2 separate regions of the Mus musculus genome follow, and region 2 is linked to region 1. A link is a loop called in an ENCODE intact Hi-C map of the cell type or tissue named here. Cell type or tissue: heart. All regions are shown on one strand. Each heading gives the region's core, and the rest is flanking DNA. Links, peaks and the distances in the headings are about the cores only. Region 1 overlaps Bicc1 (BicC family RNA binding protein 1). Region 2 has its middle 32 kb from the start of Gm40689.

Region 1 (12,545 bases), core at 1,569-9,568:
CCTGCTGAACCCTTGAGCATGGGGTCTCCTGACCAATAAGCCTCAGCCAAACCCATTGAACCTGAATTTGATTTTAATGAGACCCTCTTCCAGTGATATCTGGCCATTGATCTACCTCATCCTTGGACTTAGCAACAGCCAGTAGCTCCCAGGAAGTCATTCTGACCCCTTTGTCAATATGTCTATCCACAGCATTTCTCCCTTTTGTTTAAAGTCTCTTTGCGTCAGTCTGTGAGATACATATTATCAGCAGTGATGAGACTGTATCAGACTCTGTAGCCATAAACCTTCATCCTCCACACCAGCAGGCAGATAATCACAGCCTTAGTACCCCCCTCTCCAGTTTTCTCCATAGATCCCCGGACATCACCATGACTCACCAACTAAAGCATTAGTCTTATGCTGGGTGACAGAACCATCTTGTCACAGTGATCACCGGGAATTCTGAATAACACCTGTATCTTTAATCAAGGCTTTCAACCTAGGCCACAGATACATGCCAGTGTAAAAACACTCCCTGATTTACCCTCAGGACTCACAGAACCCCATCATGGGAGCAGCTAAGAAGACAGAACATATCTAAATAACACAGCAGTAGTATGCACTCTTCAAGGACTGGAAGTGCTTGTGTGGGGGCCAGTGATGCCCAACGCAAAGCAGCGGGAGTGTATCTAAGCATCCTCTGAGATGGTGACCTCAAGGGCCACTTCTACAACTGTGTAGCTAGAACCCACCAACCGGATAAAGCTGCGGGCAAGACAAGCCTGGTAGACTCTCTCAGTTCTTCATAATGGTCCTTGGGATCTCTACTATTTAGAGATCAAGCAGAGAACCAGAGTCTACAGCTCATCCTTGGTCCCACAGAGTACCCCCAGCCTCCTCCACCTACACCATCTGCCATCTATAATTCCTCTGGTTGCTTTTTGCCCTCATCTCTCAGAAGGGATTTGTCTACTGAGACTCAAGGGTATAAAGGACCAATCACCTGGTTACTCTTCTCTGCCTGGTTGTTCCTGTTGGAGTCTGGGAAGTGGATGTGGCAGCCCGTGTCTTCCATGACCTTTTTAATGTTGTTACCACCCTTGCCGATGACGTGGGAGTGCTCCGTGTGCGAGACATCCATCTTCAATGTGACGCGGTTGCTCTGCACGGAAGCAGGGTTATGTCCCGATGTGTTACCACCACCGAACACTTACGGTGCTTCAGCATTAACAAAGCGGACACCACTCCATGGGAAACTACAGATTTCTCCAAAGGATTGTCTCAGCCTAACAAATTTCTATCCGTTTCTTCATTAAGACGGAATCTCATTTTATGATAAATTTTTCAGAGGGTGGTGACAAATTTTTAACTGCAATACTGTGACAGAAGAGCCTTTCTTAAATACGGTCAGTTGCAATGGTAGATAAATTATCCTGGTTTTTCTTTTCTTTTAAAGGCATTATTCATGAAATGGTTCAAATACCTGAAGACAGATGAAAGTGTGATCACATGACTAAAGATGCCGTGTTGGGCAGAGGATCTATGAGGAGGAGGAATCAGGACTATAAGGAAAGCCCCCACTGAGATCACACATGCCGACAACACATGCTGTCTGAAGTCCTACACACAGGAGCGCTTACGTGGCTACCTGCCCAATCTTACACAGCCACCCGTTATTCCAGCTGATGGAAAGAAAAGTGGAGAACTCGTAAGAACTTCCACCCTGGCAGACGAAGGCACGGATAAACAAACCCCAATCAGAGGCTCAGTTACCTTAAAGAAAGTGTAAAATCCCAAGTGGTGGGGAATAAAAAGGTGGCAGTCAAACTGGCATCTGAACATTGAATTCTGAGGAGTTTAACCCAATGCTACGAGGACAGATGTAAAACTTTTGGGATGTTCAAGGCTGTTAATGGCATTCCTGAACAGGAAGACTCAAGATATAAAAATATCAGACATTTAAAAGCCTTCTGAAATCATCAGTTTTTGACTTGTGCCCCAAAATATTTTTATTTTTGAAGCTTAACTTCTTTCACTTTAATCCTTGAAATACAAGAAAGTATCTCCCCTTTTAGAGAGGAAAAAAAAATCCTAAACTACTTTAAAATTACAAGGAAAACAATTCTTAAACATTAAGAAAAAAGGAACAAAGATAAATCCAGAAAAACAAAAGACCAGAGGGCAAGATCAGAAATATTTCAATAAAATATTAAGTAGTAAGGAAAAATAAAAAGCGGGAGCCACAGCCTGGATTTGAACCACCTCCCCAGTTACCAGCTTTGAGATGTTGGTCAAATTATCTAGCATCTCTGTGATGATTTACTTTTGAGGATAGATCAAATTATTATCTGTACAATATTAAGCACCTGGCATATAGCCAGGACTTCTGGTGTGCTTAAAGAAACAGCATCACAAATGAGTGTAGGCTTACACACATTCAGCTTCTGTCATTATTCTTTTGTATATGTACTTGTACTGGATCAAGCACCCCGTTCATTCCAGGCCAAGCGTGAGCACACACAAGTGAGCACACACAGGTGAGCACACACAGGTGAGCACACTCAGGTGAGCACACACAGGTGAGCACACACAGGTGAGCACACTCAGGTGAGCACACACAGGTGAGCACACACAGGTGAGCACACTCGGGTGAGCACACACAGGTGAGCACACACAGGTGAGCACACTCAGGTGAGCACACTCAGGTGAGCACACTCAGGTGAGCACATGCAGATACACAGGTGAGCACACACAGGTGAGCACACGCAGATACACAGGTGAGCACACACAGGTGAGCACACGCAGATACACAGGTGAGCACACTCGGGTGAGCACACACAGATACACAGGTGAGCACACACAGGTGAGCACATGCAGATACACAGGTGAGCACACTCGGGTGAGCACACACAGATACACAGGTGAGCACACACAGGTGAGCACACTCAGGTGAGCACACTCAGGTGAGCACACTCAGGTGAGCACCCGCAGATACACAGGTGAGCACACTCAGGTGAGCACACTCAGGTGAGCACACACAGATACTCACACAGGGCTCCTATGACCTCAGAAAAGCAAATGTGCTCATGTCTGTCATCATTGTTACTTATGTAGCACTAACAAGGGCCAATGTATCTTTCTGAAGATGGTATATTATGTGTGTGTGTGTATGCTCACACTTGCGTGTGTAAACGCGTTCATATACATAATTGCTTGCTATGATAGAAACCATTCATACTAAGCACTTTCTCTATCCCCCTCCCCCAGCAGACTCCCATGCACCTTTCAAACTTTGCCGATTTCTTTTCCCTGGTCCTCCCTTCTCCACATGATTCTTGGGTACCAGCTTGGAGTGTTCACTTACTTTTGTGTCTAAGACAGACATGATCATTTCTTTGGCTTCCTTCACATCCTCTTTCTTCCCAGAAACCTTGATGTGGGGATCTGGAAAGAAGCAGAAGGAAGGCTTACATGAGGCGTCACACCTCCCTCAACTGCCCGCTTTGAGACCGATTCCGCAATATGAAACATCCCACAATAAACCCTGTAGTTACTGCACTGTGTATATGCGATCACTATAATCACAAGCATAGGAAAGTAACCAACATCCGCATTTATCAGTGTTTTTTTCCCCTCTTCTGAAAATTGGATGAGCAATTTACCTCCAACCTGTGCAAAATAAGCAAATCACACCACTGCGAAATAAAATAAGGTAATTATGAATTCTACTTGTGAATTGAGTTCTCGTTATATTCTTGGCGGCATTCTAAAGATAATAGAGTAATTTGTTTAATCCAAGCTATTGCTTTGTGAACTTTTTTTTTTTTTAACAGAGAAAACCAATGCAGAAAGCAACAATAGTAACTTGCCCTAGAAAAGTAGATTTTACAGGACTCAGACCTGGCCCTATAGTGCAATGTCTTCCAACTCTGTCCACAATTTAAACTGTGATGACGTATTACAGAAAACATCCTCATGGGCCAATGTTCACAGAACAACAAAGTCCACTTGGGAATATTTCATATTTACCCAGAGTTCATTTTGAGTGACTAATACACAGCGTGATTTCTTTATTGACCACGATTGTAACTAGGGAAGTGTCCAGTCACTCAAGAGGGATTACTGATCGCCTTCACTGCACCAAGGTCTGGGGAATGTGTTGGTAAAGACGATTCCCGCACACACAGGCCTGAGTGATGCACAAGGAGGCCTAACAACATTTCACAAAGACTTTTACATGTTATACTAATCATCGTATGACAGAGCGTGGGATACAAGACATAAGGATTGGAGAGCCGGCTAGGGGAGAGGCCCATCAGGCTCACTAAGAGGAATTGGAGTGAGGGCCAGACACAGCCAAACTCTTCCAGCAAAGGGAGGGTCCTGCACAAGTCTTCAGGTCAAGGTGTGTTGCCCTGCTGTTAAGGTCTGAGTCTGTTGTTAACAGACAGCCCTGAAAAGGCAAAAGGGCAGACTCTTTGTCAGCTGGGCATCTTCTCCTCTGAGGACTCTGGATCCCACCTGAGGAAGGTCATGTGATCCTGCACCTGAGATTCCTGGGATGCCTCCCATGCTAATGAGGCCTCTCAGCAGCCTTCAGCCAATGACCTCCCCCCAACACCCAGATATTCTCACCCCCTCCCTCACAACTAGATAACCATTGATTGGTTCACCCCAAAAGTTTATGTGTATAAGCCCATCCTGAATAAAGGTATATGCCCAAGATAAGATCGTCTCAGAGAGCTGTTTCATTGCCGATCATCATCAGAGAAGGCCTTCTCACTCTCTCCCCACCCCCAAGGCACTCGCTTCAGGTGGACTGAGATCCTGTGCGATCTGGACTCTGCTTCATTCTTCCAGCCCGGTGTGTAGTGGCAGGCATCTGGACACCCCAAGCGGGAGAAATCAAGGACATGGAACCACGAGGATGTGTTTCCATTTCTCTTTCACTGGGTTCCTAGAATTTAGTAGTCTGGGAGTTCTGACACCTTACTGTCCAGCCTGGTGCAGATGAAGACCATCCTGGGGTAAGTGGAGAGTCCTTTGCCCATTTGTATTAGTGACAAAGTCAAGAAACGGATATGATCATCAATAGGTCATGACCATGGTCTATGAATTCCCTGAGTCCTTTCTGTCCAGTACAGGATAGAGATCCGTAAATATCCAGGTACCATCCACAACCATTGAGCCTTTTGTTCTTCCAAAGCAGGAATTACCCAGTTGCCACTGAGTAGGGATTATACCTGGACTACATACGTCGGGATGTCTCCACTGCCAGCATACCCCACAGGTCAAGGTCAATTCTATGCTGAACACATCACATATTTTGAGGTGCAACCAGTCAATCCAGGGGAGAGCCCAGGGAAGGAAGGAAAGGAGACTACTCAGCTCCTCTGAGCAGTACATGACACCACAGCTGACAACACCCTGCAGCTTTGGAATGTGGAATATGGGCTGAACCCCCACTTAATCACCCCTCTACTGGCACCCTGCCCTTCTCTGCCATGTCCCCCCTGCTACTCCTGACTGAGGCTCTCCTTATCCCATTATCTTTTTAGCCCTGTCTCTGACATTTGCAATGACTTTAAGATTGCTCGGAACTTTCCAAAACTGTTTTTCATAGGCTCTAAGTTTAGGGAACCCAAAAGCAAGGCACACGGATGCCCACCCACCACAGTCTATGAACCCGTTTTTATCTGGTTTGACAGAAGTGACAAATGATTCTGAAGAATATAGATCAATATTATTTACACACACACACACACACACACACACACATACCATGTGCAAGGTATGTTAACTTGTAAACCCATTACTTCCCAGGCTGGATAAACACTAAAATTCTTATACACCTGCACCTGTAGAGGTGCAGGCATGCTTAGTTTAAAGATAACCAAATTATCGTAACTTTTTCTTTCCAACAACAGAACAATAAGCAAAAGGAAAAAAAAAAAAAAAAAAAAAGAACAAAAAACAAAACCACCTCAACAGCAAATTTAGAAGTGAATGAGCACCACCTAGTGGTCAGAAAGTGAATTATTCAATGAAGCTGGGACTGCAATGTCTTCAACCCCTAACCCCAACCCTCAGATTCAGCTCTTGTTAGAAAGTGGCTCTTTGATTTGCCAAGCTTAATAGAAACCGAGAAAAACAAATACTACCACATTGGATCAAAGGGATGAGATGGCTAGGGACATGCTCGCTATCTCCCCCCTACTCTCTGGGTCCGCTCTTGCCTTTACGTAGAAGACATGTGCATGCTGCCTGCTGCCTGCTTCTAGTCTGAACGGAACCTCAATTCATTACTTGCCATGCCTGAGAGCCAGTGCCTGGTGAAGATTTCAGTTTAAGATTGTGTAAAATCACAGGGGATAAACGTTGTGTTCCAATTCACCCTAGAAACACTTGACCGTGAGTTGTAGTATTGACCCCACTGATAAGCACAAAATGAATTAGGCATCAGCCAGAAAGCATCAAAAGACAGAGAGCTGCAAGTCTGTCCAATGGCACTATGGGTACAGACTAGGGATGTTATAAACCAAGCTATTCACCCACACCCACAGTGGTACTGAGCAGACTAGCAGCACTCTATTGTCGAAAATGTCTATATGAAGGAGACTCTAGGCTCAGGTTCCTTCATTTCCGAGGTAACCATGAGCACTGGGCATTTCCAACAAAATTCTAACTTTCAGCAAGTCTGATCCTAGTATCAGAGGCGTGCGAGAGTGTTGGTTTTCGGATTCAGACCACACCCATCTGCTCCTGTCTTTTAGGCGTATCACCTCCCATGGAAGAGAGGAGACTGGATAGCAACCACTCTCACTGAGAAGTTCAGCTATGCTGGTATGTACACACCACAGAAGGAACAAAGGAAAATGGGCCCTGCTCTGCGGAGCTCGATACCTTTCACAGGAGTGTTCTCCTGGCTTTCATCTGTGAGTTCATAGACACCCTTGATGGTTCCAAAAACACGTTTTTGGTAAACATTTTAGAGTCGAGACGCTTCCTGAACCTAACCTTCAGCTTTGTCGAGCTTTTGGGAAGATGGTCTGGCATTGCAGGATTTTCCCTGTCCGATTACATTAGTGCAGAGGAGGTCTGTGATTGGACAGGGAAAAGGGAGGCGGAGCTAAGGGTAGCCACTAACAAGCTCTGTGGGAAAGTCACAGAGAGACTCTGGAGGACAGTGCGGGAGGAGTAGTAATGGAAAAGAAGGGAGAGGTGAGAGTGGTAGGAAGAAGCAGAGAGAAGGGGAGAGGAAGGTAGGGCGGGAGAGAAGAGAGAAAATGGGAGGGAAGGAAGGAAAGAAAGAGGGAGGGGAGGAGGGGGAGGGAGGGAGGGAGGGGGAGGGAGGAAAGAAGGAAGAGAGAGGAAGGGAAGGAAGGAGAGAAGGAGGGAAGGAAGGAGGGAGAGGGAGGGAGAAAGGAAGGGAAGAGGGGAAGGGAGGGAAAGAGGAAGAGGAGAGAGGGAGGAAGGGAGAGAGGGAGGGAGAGAAGGAAAGGGGGAACAGAGAAAGGAGGAGAATAAATACAGAAAATGTGGCACTATGCTTGAATATTCGAGGTCCCTATTGACTCCTGATTTTTGTTGTTGTTGTTGCTACTGCTGCTGCTGCTGCTGTTTTAATGCTTGCTACACAGCTGGTGGAACTGTCTAGGAGTCTGAAAACTTCAAGTGGAACAAGAAGATCAAGGGTTTAGAGCTCTAGAATATATTACCCTTCACTCCCTTCTGTAAACTCTACCTGCTTCTGATCCACAGTGATATGAACAGCTACTCCCCCCCCCCCCCACGCACATTGAGGTAAATATTATTTAAGGGTTTCTACCCTACATTTGATCATTTAGTTCCCAAATAAAAGACACAAAACCTTTACAATAAATTTTAATAGCACTAGATCTGGGCAGATATCAGCCCTCTCTGCTATTTTGTCTACTTCCCTGTCAATAACCCTGAGGTATGTTCTGCCTGGATCGCTCCTACTCCAACTGGCCAGGCTTCATGGCCATACTCTCATGATCCACCAACCCCATGGCACCTTCTTCCTTCTCCTCCCCCCTCCTGGTCTCTGCCTTAGACCCTCTGATGGTGTGTATATGCTTGGCCCAGAGAGTGGCACTACTAGAAGTTGTAGCACTGTTGGAGTGGGTGTGGCCTTGTTGAAGTAGGAGTGTCACTGTGGGAGTGGACTTTAAGACCCTCATCCTAGCTGCCTGGAAGTCAGTCTTCTAGCCTTAAGATGAAGATGTAGAACTCAGCTCCTCCTACGCCATGCCTCCCTGGATGCTGCCATGCTCCTGCCATGATGATAATGGACTGAACCTCTGAACCTGTAAGCCAGCCCCAATAAAACATTGTCCTTATAAGAGTTGCCTTGGTCATGGTGTCTGTTCACAGCAGCAAAACCCTAAGACAGACCCCAAGCCCAAGAAAGGAAGGCCTGCCTACCTCTCTTCTGTTAACCAATCACAGATAACTTGGGGGCAAGGTTTACACAACAAAAGCTGGTATATGTGTGAGGAGATCTCTCTCTCTCTCTCAGATTTATTTATTATATACATGTGAATGCACTGTCACTGTCTTCAGACACAACAGAAGAGGGTATTAGATACCATTACAGATGGTTGTGAGCCACCATGTGGTTGTGGGATTTGAACTCAGGACCTCTGGAAGAGCAGTCAGTGCTCTTAGCTGCGGAGCCATCTCTCCAGCCCCATGTGTGAGGATCTCTTCTTCTTGAGGAAATTAAACCTTGGGATATAGAATCTAGCCTTATAATACATAACAACAAACCAAACCTCAGAACACATAGTCATAGCTCTCTCTGACTCTGTCTCTGTCTCTCTGTCTCTGTCTCTCTCTCTCTCTGTCTCTCTGTCTCTCTCCATTAAGTTGCTGTCAGGAGCTTTGGTGATCCGGGTCAGACTGCTTAGTTTCCTTACAAATCTACATTGCTTTACTGTATTTCTAAGACCCCTACTAAAAGTTATTTTTATTATTTTTAATTATGTGTATGTGGTGTGTGCCTGGCGTGGAGGAGGGACTGCACTCCCCTGGGGCTGGGCTTATGCATGGTTTGGAGTCTCTGACACACAGGTGCAGAAGCCTAGGGTCCCTTGCAGGGGCCACCCAGGCGTTTCACCTCTGAACCATATAATGTTCTTAAACTAACCTAAACTAACCCGATATCTTTATTTTGCAGTTTTGCGCTGTCTTGTTGTATGTAGTTTATCTAACCTCTAAGGCATTTCCAAGAACCCTAATGCTAATGTGCTGGCACGGCGCCCTCTGCCCCAGCAGAGGGCGGGAGAGCAGCCCAGAGATCTTGGCGTGGATCAACAGCTGGTGTGGATCAGCAGCTGGCTTCCCAGGCCACAGCTTGGCCTCCTCTTCTGCCTTATTCACTAATGTGTGATTCGGTATCAAAGTAGATGGAAAACAGAGCTCGCCCGGCTGGTATTTCCCTAATAACGTGCTTTGTAAGACACAAAACAAACGCATTGCGTCTCATATGCTGACGGGATTTGGCTTCAAACTTTCCTTGAACAGAGTCACAGCTGAGATATCACTGACACGACCCCGTCCGTCCCCCGGGTCTAGATTTGATTGCATTTCCTTTAGGTTGGCAAATGACTCTGGGGATCAGCAGAGGTGAATTCAACATGAGGGCGACCAGCGGCTGCTCATACTTACTGTGGAACAATTAAGTTTCTCTCTGGACACCTCAGAGATAGACTTGAACTTTAGTTAGGGTTTTTATTGCTGTGATAAAATCGCCACGGACCAACAGCAACTGGAGATGTTTATTCTAGCGTATAGGTTTAAGTTCATCACCGAGGGAAGTTGGGGCAGGAACCTGAGGCAGGAGCTGATGCAGAGGCCAGGGAGGGGTGCTGCTTACAGGCTTGTTCCTCATGGTTTGCTCCGCCTGCATTTTTAAAGCTTATAGTACCACCAGTCTAGGGGGTGGCACTGCCCACACTGATCGGATTCTCCCAGCCCAGAGGTGGTACCGCCCACAATGAGCTGGCTCCTCCCAGCCCAGGGTGACACCGCCCACAGTGTGCTGGCTCCTCCCATGTCAATCATTTTCAAGAAAATGTACTATAGGTTAGCCTATAGGCTGATCTTATAGAGGCCTTTTCTCAAATTGAGGTTCCTCTCCTCTCAGATCGCTCCAGCTTGTATCAAGCTGACAAACAACCAGGCAGGACATTTGCTTTTTTAAAATAAAAGCTTTACATAGGCTGAGGTAGCAACATCTCACTTTTGTCAAAAAGATAGAAAACCTGAGCTGACTGATGAGCCCTGACTACAGATGATTTTTAGAATAGAATAGGAACAGAGTAGTACAGAGCCTAGAGCCCGTGAAGGAAGGTTCTTTCCCAACAGGTACCCCAATAAACTGAGTCAGGATAAGTGACCTCTTAACATGATGTTCAGGGTAAGGCGTGGTCCTCCGTGCCTGCCTTGGTTTAAAACAGAAAAGAAAGGTTACCACCTCAATAGCCAACAGGAGAGCAAAGGCTGTCTAGAATCAGATATATTTAAATTCAAAACCCTAGTTTGCATGGGAATAATGATCCCACACTGGGTGGGTACCCATCTGTCTGAACCCAACAGAGCCCAACATCAAGGTCCTATCAAGGTAGTCTTTGGAAGGATGATGCTCAAACTCTGAGAAAGAACCATTTGTGACACCCAGGTGACACCAGGAAGTCAAAAGAGAAAGCATCAGGAAATGGCCTTGGGACGTTTTAACTCAATTGCTCAGCTCTGCTTAGAAACAGCTATCCCTGTCACTGGAGCTTTGAGAAGGCTTTAGCTTTTAAAAAAAGGAAAGGGTGAGAGGTACATCCAACCAAGATGGCGCCCAGAGGTCCTTCTTCAGTTGGATAGAAGGAGCAATGAGCCTTGGGAGACACAAAGGTAGTTCGAGAGGGGGTCAGGCCTTTTGTGGGTGAAACACTAATTTCTCAACATGGTGACTAAGATTTGGAAATATAAAGATACCAGTCCATCATCATGCTCTCCACCGGCCTCCAGCCTTCAGGGGAAAGGGAGCAGAGGAAGGAGGGCTTATATGCATCTTCTCCGCCTGGAGTCTGGAGGGACTTCCCAAAGCTGTTTGATGCGATGCAGAGTTATAGAGACTTGGGGGGAAACCTAGAAATAATCTCAGAAAAGAACAACAGAACGCACACCAAATACGAAGCAGAATCAGGGCGCACCAGCAGGAATAATCAGTACCAGATGTCCTCATGGAGCGTGAGAACAGAATCAGAGGGAAGGGGCTTTATTGTACCGTTCTATTCAAGGCGACACAAACTAACCTCTGTCATAAACCGCAGAGGTGCCCTGCAGGTGGGAGACAGGTGTTTAACAAGTGTAGAGCTGCAGAGCCAGAGGAGAAGGAAGTTAGAAATGTAACTAGACTCGGCTTTTTGGCATCAGCCCTCTATATTCCAGAGATAAGGAAGAGGATTCTGGGAAGAGGGAGTTGAGGAAGCCAAGTGCCAGGAAGAAATCTGGAAACAGGGGAGTCTGCACAGGGGTCACAATGAGGTCACTGCACAGGGGATGTTAGACAGGCCGCTTTAATGAGGAGGGGACAGTGCCCAAGACATGCAACGTGATCTTTTAAAATGTGTTGCAATGACCTGGGACCCAGGAGGGGTATGGCGAAGGGAGACAACCAGACCAAATACTGGCCACCTGCAATGCAATCCTGGTCTGACCTCAGAGGTCCCCCTAATGGATGGGGGGGGGAGCACATGCATAAGCCAGGAAAGAGCCTCCCCAGGAAACTGAGATTACAGCAGGTTATGAGGACAGATCTAAGAGCCAGAAATGACCAATGCTCACTCTCTCCAAGGAATACAGGTCAACATGTGCATGATAGGCCCCAGGGGTCCTGCCTGTGGTCTGAGCACAGCAAAGCACTGTCATCCACAGCCAAGGAGGAGTGTGTCTTTTTAACAACATCTGGGGCCGTTCACAAAACATCTGACACACAACTGCTGGCTGTCGGTACAGAATAAAGGGGACACAGCAAGTCCTGTGAATACACATGTGACACCACACACACACACACACGAGAGAGAGAGAGAGAGAGAGAGAGAGAGAGAGAGAGAGAGACTGGAAGAAGAAACCTGAGGAAAGAAGAATTTAGGTCACAATCAAGGACGCCAGGAGACAAGCAGCCAGGTACTGGCCTTGACCTTGAAGGTACATCACTTCTGTGCTGTCTAGTGAGACAGTTCCCTTTGTTATCATGAAGGACAGCTCAGAACAGGTCCCCTGACTGTATGTTATAGCCTGTGTGTCAAGCTTCCTCACACGATCTCAAGAAACCTGAAAATATGCATGAAAATCTAAAATGCCTAAAATTAGGGAACTGGGCTTTCAGGAAAACTATCATTGGAAAAATGCCTAGGGTTCTTTTTTTTTTCCCTCCACCCCAAAGATGCACATTCTGAAAATGGTCCACACATCCCTCCCCCTGGGCCTGCCTGTTTCTCTGTGCCTTGTGGTCCCCCACTCTACCAAAGAAAATCGGGCCT
Region 2 (12,545 bases), core at 2,570-10,569, 160 kb before region 1:
ATTCCCCGAGAGGAACAAAAGAAAATACAACAGGCATTTCCAGTCTTTGAAGGAGCCGAGGGTGGGCGTGTCCACGCTCCGGTAGAATACGTACAGATTAAGGAAATTGCCGAGTCGGTTCGTAAATACGGAACCAATGCTAATTTTACCTTGGCGCAGTTAGACAGGCTCGCTGGCATGGCACTAACTCCTGCCGACTGGCAAACGGTTGTAAAAGCCGCTCTCCCTAGTATGGGCAAATATATGGAATGGAAAGCGCTTTGGCACGAAGCTGCACAGGCGCAGGCCCGAGCAAACGCAGCTGCTTTGACTCCAGAGCAGAGAGATTGGACTTTTGACTTGTTAACGGGTCAGGGAGCTTATTCTGCTGATCAGACAAACTACCATTGGGGAGCTTATGCCCAGATTTCTTCCACGGCTATTAGGGCCTGGAAGGCGCTCTCTCGAGCAGGTGAAACCACTGGTCAGTTAACAAAGATAATCCAGGGACCTCAGGAATCTTTCTCAGATTTTGTGGCCAGAATGACAGAGGCAGCAGAGCGTATTTTTGGAGAGTCAGAGCAAGCTGCGCCTCTCATAGAACAGCTAATCTACGAGCAAGCCACAAAGGAGTGCCGAGCGGCCATAGCCCCAAGAAAGAACAAAGGCTTACAAGACTGGCTCAGGGTCTGTCGAGAGCTTGGGGGACCTCTCAGCAATGCAGGTTTAGCGGCTGCCATCCTTCAATCTCAGAACCGCTCCATGAGCAGAAATAATCAGAGGACATGTTTTAATTGCGGAAAGCCTGGGCATTTTAAGAAAGATTGCAGAGCTCCAGATAAACAGGGAGGGACTCTCACTCTTTGCTCTAAGTGTGGCAAGGGTTATCATAGAGCTGACCAGTGTCGCTCTGTGAGGGATATAAAGGGCAGAATTCTTCCCCCACCTGATAGTCAATCAACTGATGTGCCAAAAAACGGGTCATCGGGCCCTCGGTCCCAGGGCCCTCAAAGATATGGGAACCGGTTTGTCAGGACCCAGGAAGCAGTCAGAGAGACGACCCAGGAAGACCCACAAGGGTGGACCTGCGTGCCGCCTCCGACTTCCTATTAATGCCTCAAATGAGTATTCAGCCGGTGCCGGTGGAGCCTATACCATCCTTGCCCCCGGGAACCATGGGCCTTATTCTCGGCCGAGGTTCACTCACCTTGCAGGGCTTAGTAGTCCACCCTGGAGTTATGGATTGTCAACATTCCCCTGAAATACAGGTCCTGTGCTCAAGCCCTAAAGGCGTTTTTTCTATTAGTAAAGGAGATAGGATAGCTCAGCTGCTGCTCCTCCCTGATAATACCAGGGAGAAATCTGCAGGACCTGAGATAAAGAAAATGGGCTCCTCAGGAAATGATTCTGCCTATTTGGTTGTATCTTTAAATGATAGACCTAAGCTCCGCCTTAAGATTAATGGAAAAGAGTTTGAAGGCATCCTTGATACCGGAGCAGATAAAAGTATAATTTCTACACATTGGTGGCCCAAAGCATGGCCCACCACAGAGTCATCTCATTCATTACAGGGCCTAGGATATCAATCATGTCCCACTATAAGCTCCGTTGCCTTGACGTGGGAATCCTCTGAAGGGCAGCAAGGGAAATTCATACCTTATGTGCTCCCACTCCCGGTTAACCTCTGGGGAAGGGATATTATGCAGCATTTGGGCCTTATTTTGTCCAATGAAAACGCCCCATCAGGAGGGTATTCAGCTAAAGCAAAAAATATCATGGCGAAGATGGGTTATAAAGAAGGAAAAGGGTTAGGACATCAAGAACAGGGAAGGATAGAGCCCATCTCACCTAATGGAAACCAAGACAGACAGGGTCTGGGTTTTCCTTAGCGGCCATTGGGGCAGCACGACCCATACCATGGAAAACAGGGGACCCAGTGTGGGTTCCTCAATGGCACCTATCCTCTGAAAAACTAGAAGCTGTGATTCAACTGGTAGAGGAACAATTAAAACTAGGCCATATTGAACCCTCTACCTCACCTTGGAATACTCCAATTTTTGTAATTAAGAAAAAGTCAGGAAAGTGGAGACTGCTCCATGACCTCAGAGCCATTAATGAGCAAATGAACTTATTTGGCCCAGTACAGAGGGGTCTCCCTGTACTTTCCGCCTTACCACGTGGCTGGAATTTAATTATTATAGATATTAAAGATTGTTTCTTTTCTATACCTTTGTGTCCAAGGGATAGGCCCAGATTTGCCTTTACCATCCCCTCTATTAATCACATGGAACCTGATAAGAGGTATCAATGGAAGGTCTTACCACAGGGAATGTCCAATAGTCCTACTATGTGTCAACTTTATGTACAAGAAGCTCTTTTGCCAGTGAGGGAACAATTCCCCTCTTTAATTTTGCTCCTTTACATGGATGACATCCTCCTGTGCCATAAAGACCTTACCATGCTACAAAAGGCATATCCTTTTCTACTTAAAACTTTAAGTCAGTGGGGTCTACAGATAGCCACAGAAAAGGTCCAAATTTCTGATACAGGACAATTCTTGGGCTCTGTGGTGTCCCCAGATAAGATTGTGCCCCAAAAGGTAGAGATAAGAAGAGATCACCTCCATACCTTAAATGATTTTCAAAAGCTGTTGGGAGATATTAATTGGCTCAGACCTTTTTTAAAGATTCCTTCCGCTGAGTTAAGGCCTTTGTTTAGTATTTTAGAAGGAGATCCTCATATCTCCTCCCCTAGGACTCTTACTCTAGCTGCTAACCAGGCCTTACAAAAAGTGGAAAAGGCCTTACAGAATGCACAATTACAACGTATTGAGGATTCGCAGCCTTTCAGTTTGTGTGTCTTTAAGACAGCACAATTGCCAACTGCAGTTTTGTGGCAGAATGGGCCATTGTTGTGGATCCATCCAAACGTATCCCCAGCTAAAATAATAGATTGGTATCCTGATGCAATTGCACAGCTTGCCCTTAAAGGCCTAAAAGCAGCAATCACTCACTTTGGGCAAAGTCCATATCTTTTAATTGTACCTTATACCGCTGCACAGGTTCAAACCTTGGCAGCCGCATCTAATGATTGGGCAGTTTTAGTTACCTCCTTTTCAGGAAAAATAGATAACCATTATCCAAAACATCCAATCTTACAGTTTGCCCAAAATCAATCTGTTGTGTTTCCACAAATAACAGTAAGAAACCCACTTAAAAATGGGATTGTGGTATATACTGATGGATCAAAAACTGGCATAGGTGCCTATGTGGCTAATGGTAAAGTGGTATCCAAACAATATAATGAAAATTCACCTCAAGTGGTAGAATGTTTAGTGGTCTTAGAAGTTTTAAAAACCTTTTTAGAACCCCTTAATATTGTGTCAGATTCCTGTTATGTGGTAAATGCAGTAAATCTTTTAGAAGTGGCTGGAGTGATTAAGCCTTCCAGTAGAGTTGCCAATATTTTTCAGCAGATACAATTAGTTTTGTTATCTAGAAGATCTCCTGTTTATATTACTCATGTTAGAGCCCATTCAGGCCTACCTGGCCCCATGGCTCTGGGAAATGATTTGGCAGATAAGGCCACTAAAGTGGTGGCTGCTGCCCTATCATCCCCGGTAGAGGCTGCAAGAAATTTTCATAATAATTTTCATGTGACGGCTGAAACATTACGCAGTCGTTTCTCCTTGACAAGAAAAGAAGCCCGTGACATTGTTACTCAATGTCAAAGCTGCTGTGAGTTCTTGCCAGTTCCTCATGTGGGAATTAACCCACGCGGTATTCGACCTCTACAGGTCTGGCAAATGGATGTTACACATGTTTCTTCCTTTGGAAAACTTCAATATCTCCATGTGTCCATTGACACATGTTCTGGCATCATGTTTGCCTCTCCGTTAACCGGAGAAAAAGCCTCACATGTGATTCAACATTGTCTTGAGGCATGGAGTGCTTGGGGGAAACCCAGACTCCTTAAGACTGATAATGGACCAGCTTATACGTCCCAAAAATTTCAGCAGTTCTGCCGTCAGATGGACGTAACCCACCTGACTGGACTTCCATACAACCCTCAAGGACAGGGTATTGTTGAGCGTGCGCATCGCACCCTCAAAGCCTATCTTATAAAACAGAAGAGGGGAACTTTTGAGGAGACTGTACCCCGAGCACCAAGAGTGTCGGTGTCTTTGGCACTCTTTACACTCAATTTTTTAAATATTGATGCTCATGGCCATACTGCGGCTGAACGTCATTGTTCAGAGCCAGATAGGCCCAATGAGATGGTTAAATGGAAAAATGTTCTTGATAATAAATGGTATGGCCCGGATCCTATCTTGATAAGATCCAGGGGAGCTATCTGTGTTTTCCCACAGAATGAAGACAACCCATTTTGGGTACCAGAAAGACTCACCCGAAAAATCCAGACTGACCAAGGGAATACTAATGTCCCTCGTCTTGGTGATGTCCAGGGCGTCAATAATAAAGAGAGAGCAGCGTTGGGGGATAATGTCGACATTTCCACTCCCAATGACGGTGATGTATAATGCTCAAGTATTCTCTTGCTTTTTTACCACTAACTGGGAACTGGGTTTGGCCTTAATTCAGACAGCCTTGGTTCTGTCTGGACAGGTCCAGATGACTGACACCATTAACACTTTGTCAGCCTCAGTGACTACAGTCATAGATGAACAGGCCTCAGCTAATGTCAAGATACAGAGAGGTCTCATGCTGGTTAATCAACTCATAGATCTTGTCCAGAAACAACTGGATGTATTATGACAAATAACTCAGCAGGGATGTGAACAAAAGTTTCCGGGATTGTGTGTTATTTCCATTCAGTATGTTAAATTTACTAGGACAGCTAATTTGTCAAAAAGTCTTTTTCAGTATATGTTACAGAATTGGATGGCTGAATTTGAACAGATCCTTCGAGAATTGAGACTTCAGGTCAACTCCACGCGCTTGGACCTGTCTCTGACCAAAGGATTACCCAATTGGATCTCCTCAGCATTTTCTTTCTTTAAAAAATTGGGTGGGATTAATATTATTTGGAGATACACTTTGCTGTGGATTAGTGTTGCTTCTTTGATTGGTCTGTAAGCTTAAGGCCCAAACTAGGAGAGACAAGGTGGTTATTGCCCAGGCGCTTGCAGGACTAGAACATGGAGCTTCCCCTGATATATGGTTATCTATGCTTAGGCAATAGGTCGCTGGCCACTCAGCTCTTATATCTCACGAGGCTAGACTCATTGCACGAGATAGAGTGAGTGTGCTTCAGCAGCCCGAGAGAGTTGCAAGGCTAAGCACTGCAGTAGAAGGGCTCTGCGGCACATATGAGCCTATTCTAGGGAGACATGTCATCTTTCAAGAAGGTTCAGTGTCCTAGTTCCCTTCCCCCAGGCAAAACGACACGGGAGCAGGTCAGGGTTGCTCTGGGTAAAAGCCTGTGAGCCTAAGAGCTAATCCTGTACATGGCTCCTTTACCTACACACTGGGGATTTGACCTCTATCTCCACTCTCATTAATATGGGTGGCCTATTTGCTCTTATTAATAGAAAAGGGGGAACTGTGGGAAGCCGCCCCCACATTCGCCGTCACAAGATGGCGCTGACATCCTGTGTTCTAAGTTGGTAAACAAATAATCTGCGCATGAGCCAAGGGTATTTACGACTACTTGTACTCTGTTTTTCCCGTGAACGTCAGCTCGGCCATGGGCTGCAGCCAATCAGGGAGTGATGCGTCCTAGGCAATTGTTGTTCTCTTTAAAGAGGGAAGGGGGTTTCGTTTTCTCTCTCTCTTGCTTCGCTCTCTCTTGCTTCTTACACTCTGGCCCCATAAGATGTAAGCAATAAAGCTTTGCCGTAGAAGATTCTGGTTGTTGTGTTCTTCCTGGCCGGTCGTGAGAACGCGTCGAATAACATTCAGGAAGTCTCCATCTTAAAGATACTTTGAGCCCAGGACAGCAGGAGTTCTTGGGTGCTGAGCTTGTAGTCTCGTGTATAGAGATTTGCAGTGACTTCCTTGTACCTGGGATTCCTTTAATCTGAATAAAATTTGCTCTGAGGAAAAGCCTGCTGAGGTCATGGAAATGGGTAACTAAGGCACATTCTAAGTACCATGTGACTACCCATTTCTAAGACCAGGTATTCATGGGAACCAAACTATGTGGACAGCCTGTACTTCTGAGGTAAGCCAAGGGACAAGTGTTCCTCAGCTTCCACAGACTTCATGACATACAGCTTCAGGAGTTTATTCTCGTACCATTCTGGAGGTCAGACGTCTCAAACGGGTCCCCGGGTGGGGGACGGCTTTAGGGGATAAGTTGTTCATATTTCCCCAGCTTCTAGGTGCTGTCTACAAGTGTTACTTTGTAGCTCTGGGATCTCTGCATTCAAAATCACACTACCTTCACTGTGACCGTTCCGCTTCTCTTGTGATGACTCTGAGCTCAGTCAGCTAATACAGTACATTTTCACCATCTGACGTCTATTTATCACGTTTCAAAGTCACTTTTGTCAGGTATGGGGACCAGAGATGAGACCGTGGGCGTGTCTGGGGTGATGTTATCCAATCCACTGTGGCCTCTAAAGACAAAGGGTATTTCAATCTCCCAAGGTTTCAGTCCTTCCTCGCCTCTGTGCCTTCTCCTCTTCTACACCGCCTCTCCCGTTCTTGCACTCAGTTCTTTATCTGGATTCCAAGCCTGAGTCATCGTTTCTGGGCTCGCCTTTCCTCCCACGGGCACTAAGACTTTGGTAGCTGGGCTCTGCTTCCAGACACTCTCCCTTACTCATCCCTGCGCATCTGGCGCCACTGCTGGGGGACCCACTGGGAAGCTGGGTGCCTACTCAGAGATGTTTGCGTCAGGCTCTCAAGGCAAGACTTAGTCACTGAGATCTTTATTTGGGCCATAGGATTGCAAGTTTTTGATTGCTTAACTTGGGGAGGCTGAACCTAAAAATAAAGGAGTCTGTTCTTTCTGGCTGGAGTTTTGGAGGCATTCTGGTAACTGAGGCAGGTCGGGGACAGAGTGTGGGGGATTTCCTTGCCACTTGAACGGTAAACTCATCCAGTTCCACAGGATCTAGAAAATGTATAATTGCTGCTTTGCCACACCTTTAATCTAAAACCTTCCAAGAAGCACAGGTTAACAGGCTCAGATTCCAATGGGGGTGTTCCTGCGGGTGGAAAGGGCAACCATGTAACTAAATAGGAAAGACAAAGAGAAATGAAACTCTGGGTGTACAGAGGCTTGTCTTTCCCTTCCACAGCTAAGACAGATATCACTCATCAGCGAAGCATGGCTCCCGGCCACGCCACCCTTAAGGGCTTTGGTGGGAATTCTTGCCAGACACTACCATTCTGCTAAAGGCAACAAAATGAAGCTGTGTGAAATGTTCCCACAAGACAGTCCTTGGCTCTCTAGATCCCTGCAGGCAAGCACTAAGGGTTTTTCTTCTTCTGACTGCAGTCCAGCACAAAAGAGATGAGATTGCAGTTTCTGCAGCTGGGAGAAGGCTCAGAGGAACAGATTTCTCCTCCTCCCTCTTGTCCATTGGAAGACTGGGTTGGGGAAGCTGTCATTTGCTGCCTTCGGCTCCTCCCTGAGTAATGGGTTTGTGTGTGTGTGTGTGTGTGTGTGTGCGTGTGTATGTGTGTGTGTGTTTTACCCCCTTCTCCTCTGTGAAACCTCTGTGCTTTGAATTCCTGCATTAAATACACAGCCCAATTTTTGACATGATTATTATCATTATCATCACCATCGTTGTCATTGTAGTCCTCGTCGTTGTCATCATCATCATCATCGTCATCATTTTTTGACTAAGTAGCTCTGGATATTTCCTCAAGAAGGAATGCAGCTATATCCTCCAGAGCTCCCTTTCCAGAGAAGGCTTGACAGTGTTGTCAAACTCTTCAGAGGCAAGGAAGCATAAGAAACAGACTCATCCATACCTGTCTCTCTATCACCTTATGGTTTCTGCTCACAGTGCGCAAGCAGCGCAGCAGCAGCAGCAGCAGCGTCAGAGGTTAGCAGACACCCTACTGTGTTTTGACAGGTGCTTCTCCATTAAGGCTTCTGATTGCCTGGCCTAATTGGGGGCTACACTTCTGCTCCACAAACATGGCTTCTCTGCTCCTCCCTCCTTATATCAGGGCTGCTGGTGAAGAGAGAACTCTGAGCTCAAACAGCTCTGTGACAGACAAGCCAGCCTGGCTGACATGGGAGGAGAAGATAGCAACTCCAGGCGCTGTGCAATTGCTCTCTATTCAAAGAAAATGATCTATGTGGCTTGCAGCTGGTTCCCAAACATCTTAGCTAGGACCCAGGGAGAGTGATCGCTTTGGCACCCAGCCATCTGGAGCCTGCAGAGTCCTGGGAGAGGTGGAGTCAAAAGGGAAGACCTCTTTAGTATCTCCATCACTCCAGTGCCATTCTCAATCCAGTCACTAACCCAGCTGCTGGCTCAGCACCGAAGCACACTCGTCCTGAGTTGTGTCCCAGTGGCTTCCTTCAGACTGGGCTTTTCAGCGTAGAGACGAGCCGACAAATCGCCTTCCTGTGCTGGCACGCCCACCTGAGTGTTTCCTCTCTGGCCCCAAGTGCACAGTCCTGTAGCGGTCACACTGCATGCACAGGAGCCTAAGTCAGAAATGTGCTGACGATTTGTTGTTGCCTGCACTGACACCCTGGTAGAGCCAAGGTAGAGAGCTGCTGCCTACATCCTCTGAACCGGAGCTCCAGGGTAGAAGGGCTTTGAATCTCAGGCAGGGGGAGATTAAGCTGAAGAAGCCCAGAGATGGAAAAGAGATCTGCGACCCAGCTGAGTTTAACGGGGCCAGCCCCTGCCCAGCCCCCACTGTGTCACCTATGTCTTAGGGCCTCATAATTCTCATTTAGAGAAACCAAAGTATAGGTCTTTGGGTTTCTTTGTTTGTTTTGTTTTGTTTTGTTTTGTTTTGTTTTGTTTTGTTTTGTTTTGTTTTGTTTTGTTTGAGACAGGGTTTCTCTGTGTAGACCAGGCTGGGCTCCAACTCAGAAATCCACCTGCCTCTGCCTTCCAAGTGCTGAGATTAAAGGTGTGCACCACCACTGCCTGACCTGTTTTTTTTTTTTAATTAAATGCCATTATTTCTGTTTGAGAACACACTTTAAAATAGGAAGGCATGAAAGAATATAGGTGGTCCATCCATGCAGCCAGAAGAGTAATGTCATCTCAGCCTGGAAAGGTGAAACAAAATATGATAGACTTGCCTTTAGCCCTTCATTTCCTTCCTGGTCTCCAAGTGGCTGTCTCTCTCAACTCTGCAGCCTGCAACAGTCCAGCTCACCCTCCTGGTTGATTTTTAAGCTTCTACCTGTAAGTAGGCAGTATATAGAGGATGCTTAATTAGAGCTGACACCTATATGATAGCTATTATTCTTCACTTCTGAATCTTTTTTTTTCCTTCTCATAGTATGTGTTTTGGTTTTCTTGTTGCTGTGTTGATTCTACACAGATCTCTAGAGAGCTGGTTCACTCATTTTCAAGCCATCTACCGTGGGTTTTCTAAGCCTACACCTTGTCTTAACAAGATGCCAGTGATTCGGCAAGCTGCCCTTACCATCCCTGAGACACTGCTGCATCATCTGGACTCACCCTGTCCACCTTCAGCCTCTTCTCTTGGGTCTAAGGTTGGTGTTATGGGTTATACTGTCAACCTACAGGATCTAGAATCACCTAGGAGACATGCCTCTGGTCAGGCCCCTGCTGGATCATCTGGTCCACCTAGATTAGGCTTGTTGAAGTAGGGAAAACTCACCCGGCATTCACTGGGTAGCACCGTTCCATAGATTAGGGCTCTAACCTGGATAAAAAGAGAAAATCGGTTGAATGTAAACATTCATCCTCACAAACATGTTTCACCACTAGGAATGCAATATGAATGCACCCCTGCCTCAAAGGCTGCTTACCTAGACTCATGATAATGGATCACACTCTAGAGCCATGAATCAGACTTCTTCCCCCTTAAGTTGTTCTTGTCACAGCAACAGGAAAAGCAGCTGAGGCTCCCGAGCTGAGCATCCCTTGTTGGGGATGTCCTCAATGGCATCAGTATTTAACTGAGATGAAGAATCCCCATGTGGGGTTCTGTGACTCAGAGTGGAGAGCTGCTGTTGCCCATTGTGTCTTCCTTGGTGAAATAGAAGCAACTTTACATCTTCTTCCAGATCAGCTATAGAGAGATTCTCTCATAAGCATCACCTGTCAATAAAGAAGCCGATGGCCAATGAGCTGAGGCAGGAAATAGGGGGTTGGACATCTGTCAGAGACAGAGAGGATTCTGGGAAATAGTAGGTAATATAGGAATTTCACCCTGGAACACTGAGGAACCAGTGTAAGAAGATGAGGAGAGGAAGCCAGCCACATAGCTGGACCCAGGTTAGAATAGAAGGGATAATAAGTTAAGAGCAAGTGAGAGAATATGCTGAAGCTTATGGCTTAAGCATTTGCTAATTTATTAATCAGTCTCAGAGTTGTTATTGCTGGGAATTAAGTTGTTGGGAGGGGAAAAATCAGATTTTGCATGCACTAGCTAGTGAGTCTGCTGGGTGAGTCCCTGGAATCTGCTTCTAGCTGGGTGCTCAGGATGGCAGAAATAGACCTCCCTTTATCTTACTGTATTACAAACAAGCAGTACGGGCACTCCCAAGGACAGATTCAGTTACCTTGTTCTATCGTTCTTCTCCATCTCTTTCTGCTAGTCAGGGAAGAAATGATCCAGACTGATCCAAAAGGGAGAGTCAAGCCCTTTGCCACCCCTCAATATGTTCAACAAACGTTTACAGAGTTCCTAAGTGTTTGCAGGTGTCAGCTGCTGTGCTAGGTGGTGGAGATGCCCGAGGCCCAGCCATCACAACCGCTTCTTCCAGGGTGGGGTATGTAAGCCCATAGCAGACAGATGCTCTTCTGCAGGGGAAACACCAGAAGTCCTGCAGAACAGGGGTTAGTTTAAGAAATGAATGTACCGTAGGTCTCAGAACACAGTGAACTAGAATCAGGTGTTGTCTCTGCTGGACTCTCAAATTCTGGAAGCAAGCATGCTCACAGTAAACACAGTTTCCCAGTCCGCATCTCTTCCCACTCAACAGTGTAGTTGATGCAGATTCTTGCCTTGTGCGGCTGCCCCCTTCCAATAGAACAGCTACCTACAAGCAGCCTACTTGACTGATCCTTGGACACTGCACACTCAGATGTGATCTGGTGGCTGCAATGATCCCCACTTAGTCAAAACATAACACTAGAAGTCTTACCCCACTTGCTTTAAACCCATTGACTAGAACTCCCCATCTGCTTGGATAACGCCTAAGACCCAGTAAAGACACTGGCTGGTGGCTCTACCTTTCTTGCTCTGTGTGTGATTCATATGTGTGACCTATACCCCAGGGTTTGGGAGCAAATTAACTCATTTCCATCTTAATCACTGGAAGGACCCTCCATCTTGAAGATCCTGAGTTAAACAGTCAGTGTGTTTGGCAGGGATGCTGGCTAGGGTAGAAGTTCTCAGATGGGAGTACATACGGGAGCAGCTAGAAGACATCTTAAACCCTGTAAATCCAAGGTATCAGACTCAATAGGTGTAGCCTGAGACTATGCATTCCCAACAAGTTCCCAAGTAATAACTGTGATGGTTGTATATGCTTGGCCCAGGGAATGGCACTATTAGAAGGTGTGGCCTTGTTGTTGGAGTAGGCGTGTCACCATGGGTGTGGGCTTTAAGACCCTCATCCTAGCTGCCTGGAAGTCAGTCTTCTACTAGCAGCCTTCAGATGAAGATGTAGCACTCTCAGCTCCTCCAGCACCATGTCTGCTTGGATGCTGCCATGCTTCCTGTCTTGATGATAATGGACTGAACCTCTGAACCTGTAAGCCAGCCCCAATTAAATGTTCTTTAGAAGACTTGCCTTGGTCATGGTGTCTGTTCACATCAGTAAAACCTTAACTAATACAATAACCAATGGCACTAGCTTGGAGACCCCACTGAAAGAACCAAGGTCTGAGAGGAGCTGAAGCCTCCTGGTTTGCCATTGGGAGCAAGGTCAGCTGAGTGGTAGCATCACCTGTGTAGCATTCCTGGAGTCCGTTTGGAATGCAGAAGCTGCTGAAAAAAGCACCTGTGCACATCAACTGTTGCAAAACACCCTCTGAAGACACTGACTCTGGAACTCGCTGTACATTTAGAGTCACATAGGGAAGGATTAAAAACTCATCGTGTCTGGATTCTGCTTCCAGGGATTCTCCTTGAATTGGTACACGGTGTGAAGCGACTAGAGGGGTTCTGTGTGTAGCGTGTTTTGGGAGTGGTTTGATGTGCATCCTGCATGGGAGTTGGTACCACAGAGAAAGTCAGGGTCGGAGTCACAGGAAGTAGGATGTGTAAAGGCACGGTGGCAAGAAGAGAAAAGTGAGATCATTAGACAAGTAGGAATGGATTGGGTCAGCACAGAGCTCATGGTTAGGGGGCCATAGTAAAGTTGTTCAGGGACTGGGGCATTTTAAGAGCTAGTTGTGAGAAATTTTAAGATTGTAG

What was found. Hi-C counts contacts between places; a loop is a spot of excess contacts. Peaks named below come from ENCODE experiments on the same cell type or tissue, not always from the same donor. Only the 100,000 strongest peaks of a DNase experiment are listed, where the experiment ranks them.
Region 2: a loop joins it to region 1, with 2.4 times the contacts of the local background. A loop is called at or near these places in 10 of 42 quality-filtered maps.

Annotation. Positions count from the first base shown.
Region 1 is chr10:70,957,789-70,970,333 of GRCm38, forward strand. Bicc1 (BicC family RNA binding protein 1) reads right to left here. Exons shown (of 21, transcript NM_031397.3): 4 at 3,347-3,426; 5 at 986-1,144. Among named protein-coding and RNA genes, the nearest start is that of Gm24486, 82 kb to the left of the region's middle. In heart, for the core only: a CTCF peak has its summit at 6,012 (motif pointing left); DNase peaks (open chromatin) are centred at 6,203, 7,093 and 9,393.
Region 2 is chr10:70,792,645-70,805,189 of GRCm38, forward strand. No RefSeq gene overlaps it. Among named protein-coding and RNA genes, the nearest start is that of Gm40689, 32 kb to the right of the region's middle. In heart, for the core only: no CTCF peak of the experiment used is centred there; DNase peaks (open chromatin) are centred at 6,767, 7,447 and 8,337.